Linked DNA regions of Homo sapiens: region 2 is linked to region 1. Evidence: chromatin loops called from intact Hi-C (ENCODE). Cell type or tissue: endothelial cell of umbilical vein. All regions are shown on one strand. Each heading gives the region's core, and the rest is flanking DNA. Links, peaks and the distances in the headings are about the cores only. Region 1 overlaps ERC1 (ELKS/RAB6-interacting/CAST family member 1). Region 2 overlaps WNK1 (WNK lysine deficient protein kinase 1).

What was found. A loop is a pair of places that touch in the nucleus more often than their neighbours do. Peaks named below come from ENCODE experiments on the same cell type or tissue, not always from the same donor. Only the 100,000 strongest peaks of a DNase experiment are listed, where the experiment ranks them.
Region 2: a loop joins it to region 1, with 5 times the contacts of the local background. A loop is called at or near these places in 6 of 110 quality-filtered maps.

What each region holds. Positions count from the first base shown.
Region 1 is chr12:1,091,935-1,094,854 of GRCh38, forward strand. The region is part of intron 3 of ERC1 (ELKS/RAB6-interacting/CAST family member 1); the gene reads left to right. Among named protein-coding and RNA genes, the nearest start is that of ERC1, 100 kb to the left of the region's middle. In endothelial cell of umbilical vein, for the core only: a CTCF peak has its summit at 1,415; a DNase peak (open chromatin) is centred at 1,427.
Region 2 is chr12:910,131-913,050 of GRCh38, forward strand. WNK1 (WNK lysine deficient protein kinase 1) reads left to right here. Exons shown (of 28, transcript NM_018979.4): 28 at 1-1,322. RAD52 (RAD52 DNA repair protein) reads right to left here. Exons shown (of 12, transcript NM_134424.4): 12 at 1,606-2,920. Among named protein-coding and RNA genes, the nearest start is that of RAD52, 38 kb to the right of the region's middle. In endothelial cell of umbilical vein, for the core only: no CTCF peak of the experiment used is centred there; a DNase peak (open chromatin) is centred at 1,511; H3K27ac peaks cover 293 bases.

The DNA.
Region 1 (2,920 bases), core at 120-2,619:
TCCAGAAATTTCATTAGTTATTGAATTATTGTCCATCTTTTAAAAAAAAGTGGCATTTAATCAATTCTTTTTTTTTTTTTTTGAGACGGAGTCTCGCTCTGTTGCCCAGGCTGGAGTGCAATGGTGCGATCTCGGCTCACTGCAACCTGCGCCCCCTGGGTTCAAGCGATTCTCCTGCTTCAGCCTCCCGAGTAGCTGGGATTACAGGCACCCATCACCAGGCCCAGCTAATTTTTCTGTTTTTAGTAGAGACGAGGTTTCACCATGTTGGTCAGGCTGGTCTTGAACTCCTGACCTCGTGATCCGCCCGCCTCGGCCTCCTAATATGCTGGGATTATAGGCGTGAGCCACCGCGCCCGGCCCACATTTAATCAATTCTAAAAGTCACAACTTTCCCTGTTTTAACAATGAAATTGAGTTAAGTGTTAACACTTGGTGTCATGTTAACAGTCTATATCAGCAAAGCAGCAGTCCTGGTATATTTGTTTGCCCGTGTATTCACAAATATAATCATGTCCATTCATTTTGTCATCATTTCAGCTGAGGTATGAGCATTGTTGGCATTTCCCATGTTAACTTTGTTGTTCAGTGTTTCTGCATAAATATTCTGTGAATCAGCATTGAAACAAAATTACCCGGTATGGAGAAAGTTATGAAAACAGTTTATGATGGTATGTGATTAAACTCTGTTTAAATAAGTTTAAAAAAACTAACTCTTGCAATCAGTATTAAGTAAAAATTCTAGGGCGGGTGCAATGGCTCACGTCTGTAATCCCAGCACTTTGGGAGGCCAAGGCGGGCGGATCGCCTGAGGCCAGGAGTTCGAGACCAGCCTGGGCAATATGGCAAAACCCTGTCTCTACTAAAAATACAAAAATTAGCTGAGTGTGGTGGTGCACGCCTGTAATCCCAGCTCTTTGTGAGGCTGGCACATGGTAATTGCTTCAACCCAGGAGGCGGAGGTTGCAGTGAGCCAGGATTGCACCACTGCACTCCAGCGTGCAGAGTGACACTCTGCCTCAAAAACAAACAAACAAAACCCTAAATTTATGATAAAGTTTTGTGTCATGATTTATTTGGAGGCATTTCCACTATTTCTTTTCAGCATGTACAACAGTGGTGTGTCTTATAATCAGTGGCATCTTAGATTTGATGAAATAAGATAGCATTAAAATGGCATTTGTAGCTATTAGTAGTAACATTTGTAATTAGTTTTACGTTTTCTTTATTAACATGATTTTGTAGCTGGCAGGTAAATAATTCTCCCCCCCAAAAGCCGAGAGGTAAAAAGTAAGATTTCAATGAAGCATTGTATTTTCTGTTTGTACTCAAATCACATTGTTGTTTGACCGCTTATTCTTAGCTTTTGTATTATTTCGCTGTAGCTCCTTTCATTTGACTGTTAGAAGAGTGGGGACATCTCTTGGACAAATGCTGAATTACAGGCAAGACTTGGTTAGTGCTGAGGGCTTGACAGGTGATTCTGTTATACACCAACATTTGAGGCCCCAACTTTGGTTTTCAGTCCGCTAGCAGAGGATACCTAAGTTGGCTGTGGAATTTTTGGGTCTTCAATCCATATGCATACCAAACATTGTCTATAGGCCAACTAAATAATATATTTCAGTATGTGCTCCTACTTACTTAAATGCTGGTATGCTATTGTGATTAATAAAATACAACTTTGTTTTAAAACATTATTGCAGCCTACTAGTTTTTTGTCTGTATTTTAATCAACAAACCGTATTAGTACAACTGCTATCGTGTTAGGTTTGCAAAAATCTTTGAGGTTAAAAGTGCTAATATTTGAATATGTTCTAGGCTAGGGAATTCTGAATCTAACTAGCATATCTGAGGACTGCTTGTCAGTTTGTCAGTATTACTGGCAGATAGAAGGTATAAGCAGAGGAGATTAAAGAAAAAAAGAAACATATATATATGTTTATGTGTATTTATTTATATATAAATATATATTTTTCTATATATAAATGTATATTTTTCTATATAAATATATATATTTTTCTATATATATATATATATATATATATATAGAAAAACATAGAAAATGAATAGGAATTTAAAAAGAAATTTTTTTTTTTTTTGAGACATAGTGTGGCTCTGTCGCCCAGGCTGGGGTGCAGTGGTGCAATCTCAGCTCACCGCAACCTCCGCGTCCCGGGTTCAAGCAATTCTTCTGCCTCGGCCTCCTGAGTAGCTGGGACTACAGGTGCCTGCCACCATGCCTGGCTAATTTTTGTATTTTTAATAGAGATGAGGTTTCACCTTGTTGGCCAGGCTGGTCTCAAACTCTTGACCTCAAGTGATCCTCCCGGCTCGGCCTCCCAAAGTGCTGGGACAACAGGCATGAGCCACCACACCCGGCCAAAAAAGAAAAAGAAATTCTTAGTTTGTCTTTTGTAGCAATTTTGGAAGATGAGAACAGTTGCATACCTTATTTATTTAAGTTATTCCTTCTCTCTCTTTTTTTTTTTTGGCAACAGAGTCTCGCTCTATCGCCCAGGCTGGAGTGCAGTGGTGCGATCTCAGCTCACCTCAACCTCCGCCACCTGGGTTCAAGTGATTCTCCTGCCTCAGCCTCCCAAATAGCTGGGATTACAGACGTGTGCCACCACACCTGGGCTAATTTTGTATTTTTAGTAGAAATGGGGTTTCACTGTATTGGTCAGGCTGGTCTCGAACTCCTGACCTCAAGTGATTCGCTGGTCTTGGCTTCCCAAATGCTAGGATTACGGACGTGAGCCACCGTGCCTGGCCCTTCCTCTCCTTTTTAAATTACATCATTTGTCCTTCATTTCCATTTTGACAAGGTGACATTTTCTGAGCACACTACTATTACCAGAGATGGTAATGGGTTCAGGTACAATGGTGTGTGACACTGGGCAAGTTAAGATACGAAAAA
Region 2 (2,920 bases), core at 215-2,714, 180 kb before region 1:
GGTGGGGGGCTAGTTTTCAAGTTGGGGAACCTGATAGTGAAAAGTCACAGATGGAGAAAATTGCTCTCAGAAAAACTGTTTGGATTGCTTTCCTCTTGTTGCACATGTACCATGCATTTCTCAGCTTGGGGTACTACATTTTGTGGAAAGTTAATCTATCTATCTTTCCACATCTGAATTAATCATTCTAGGAAAGAATACTTATTCCTACTCATTTCCTTTATGATGTCCAAATGGTTGCAGGATCATAATCTATTGTGCCACCTTTATTTCTAGAAGTACAACTAATATGTTCACATTTTCAAATAAATAATACTCCCCGTAAGTAATAACTGCAACCAATCAGTGTTATTCAGTGCTATGCCTCCTTGTAATGGGTAGTTATTAATTATTTTCAGAGCTTTCCGGAAATACTGTCCTAACTGGCTATGTTTAGGATCTTTGTTATCTCTGAAGACAAAGAAAGAAGCTAGGACTCTTAATTTTGGGGTGCTTCTTGACTCTTAGTTGGGAAACTGAAAATATTTCCAACCTTTTACCCACGTCAATGGCATATTCTGGGAATCACCACCACCACCACCACTACCACAGAAAGAGGCTGGAGGCTCCTGTACCCTGTTCATTCCTTAAGGGCCCTGCTTCCCTTAGTAAGTAAGTAAGTTGGTCTACGGCCCTAAATATGCAAATGAGAGCTGAAGGTTTTTAAAAGGTAGAAAGGAAAAGGGCAAGGGCTTCCACCCCTGCTTTAAAATGATTTATTTATTCTCTGCTTGTATTTCTTGTGGAGAGAGTAAGGATAGAACCAACAAGGGGCTGAGTAGCTGAGAAAGGGGCCACCCAAGAGTGAAACATACTTTATACCAGAGGAGCAGTGGAGCCTCATGCAGCACATTATCATTTGTTATTTGGGTTTAATAATAATTTTGACATCTTTTCACTCATACACAAAAAAAGTCAGAACTGGTGTTATTTACTGTTGATTTCATCCTCCTGTGTATGAAATAACAAGCCTAGAGGAATGAACTAGTGCTACTGAACTGTTTAAATTATTTTTGTGTTAATAGTACACTTTGAGTATCTTTTTCCACATTAAAAACTTTCTGAATTATAAATGTTTTCCTTACATTATTTAACAATGTACACTGTTAAAAATAAAAATAAAAATTCAAACTTTGGGGGTTTCTCAGCAGCCGTTAATTGTACATTTTGCACTAACTCTGGGTGTTGCGCTTCTTGTAAGATTGCGCTTTGTGCTTCAGTTTGTTACCTTTGTAGACTTATTTAATGAAACCATTCAAATAAACCAAACTTGCTTTTGTTGAGCTGTGGGGTTTCATTTCCAGAAGATTCCTTCACATTCTCACTGGCACTATTTTGAGTTAAGTGCAATTTATAACTGGATCCCTAATTCCTGGGAGCTCCTTTGCTGTCTCCTTAACTTCGAAAGGAATAGAAACGGTCGGCTGCCGGCTAGTACTTTCAGACTTCCTTATCTCAGGTTCACAGCTTCCCAAATGGGTCTGAGCCAAAAAATAGGAAGTCACTGCTTCAAGATTAGCCACAGCCCAGCCCAAAATAATACGTCTAAAAAAATTATTAAATTGGCTGGGCGCAATGGCTCATGCCTATAATTCTAGTACTTTTTACTTTGGGAGGCCGAGGTGGGCAGATCACTTGAGGTCAGTTTGAGACCAGCCTGGCCAACATGGAGAAACCCCGTCTCCTCTACTAAAAATACAAAAATTAGTCGGGCGTCGTGGTGGGTGTCTGTAATCCCAGCTACTCGGGAGCCTGAGGCAGGAGAATTGCTTGAATCCTGGCAGGCGGAGGCTGCAATGAGTCAAGATGGCACCGCTGCACTCCAGCCTGCGCTACAGAGCCAGACCCCCCCTCTCAAAAAAAAAGTTGTTAAACTGCAAACTTCATTATTTTGGGGGAAGAATTATGAAACATCTGAGCACTATGAAAAGCCAATTTATGGTCAAGGTGGGTTACATCTCACACCTGAAATGGGGAAGTAGAAACAGTTGCGTTTGAGCATCCCTAATTGAAATGCTCTGAGATCAGAAAATTTCTGAGCACTGACGTGATGCCAGAAGTGGAAAATTCCACACGTGACCTCGTGTGACAAGTCGCAAAGCACCAGGCATACAACAGTTTATGCAGCGACCCTAAGAGAAAAAAAAACCCAGCCCTCTTCAGCTGCAGTGTATCTTCTTATACAAAAACTCTGTTTCATGCACAAAATTATGTGTATGAGGCATATACACGAAACACAGGTGAATTCCACGTTCAGACTTGGGTCCCATCCCCAAGGTCTCATTATGTGTATACAAATATTCAAAAAATGCAAAACAATTCTGGTTTCAAGCATTTCAGATAAGCAATATATATATATTCTATTTTGTTAATAAGGTATACGATTTGCTTTCTCAAAAATGCCTTTTCTGGCCAGACACAGTGGCTCACACCAGTAATCCCTGTATTTTGTAAGGCAGAGGTGGGAGTATCACTTGGGCCCAAGAGGTTGTGGAGAGAGCTGTGTTTGCACCACTGAACTCCAGTCAGGGCAACACAGCCAGACCCCGTCTCAAAAAAAAAAAAAAAAAAAAAAACAAAAAACAGCCTTTTTTCGTGGTCTTAGATGATTATTTCCTTCCTTAGGAAAAAATGTCAGTCTTGAAACAATGCAGGATTGTAATGTCATAAATCCATAAATTATTTATATTAAATGAAGATTGTAGCCTGGATTGATACAAAGTAGTGAAAAGCACTGCTCCAACCTTTTTCCTGTCGTGATCCACAGTGCTTAATGTGGGCAACATTAAAGGCATGGACCGTAAAGGAAAGAAGGCAGACGTTATGCAAAACAACTGAATGTAGACAATTGCTGAGGCAGGTGCTTAGGACCAAGTCTGGC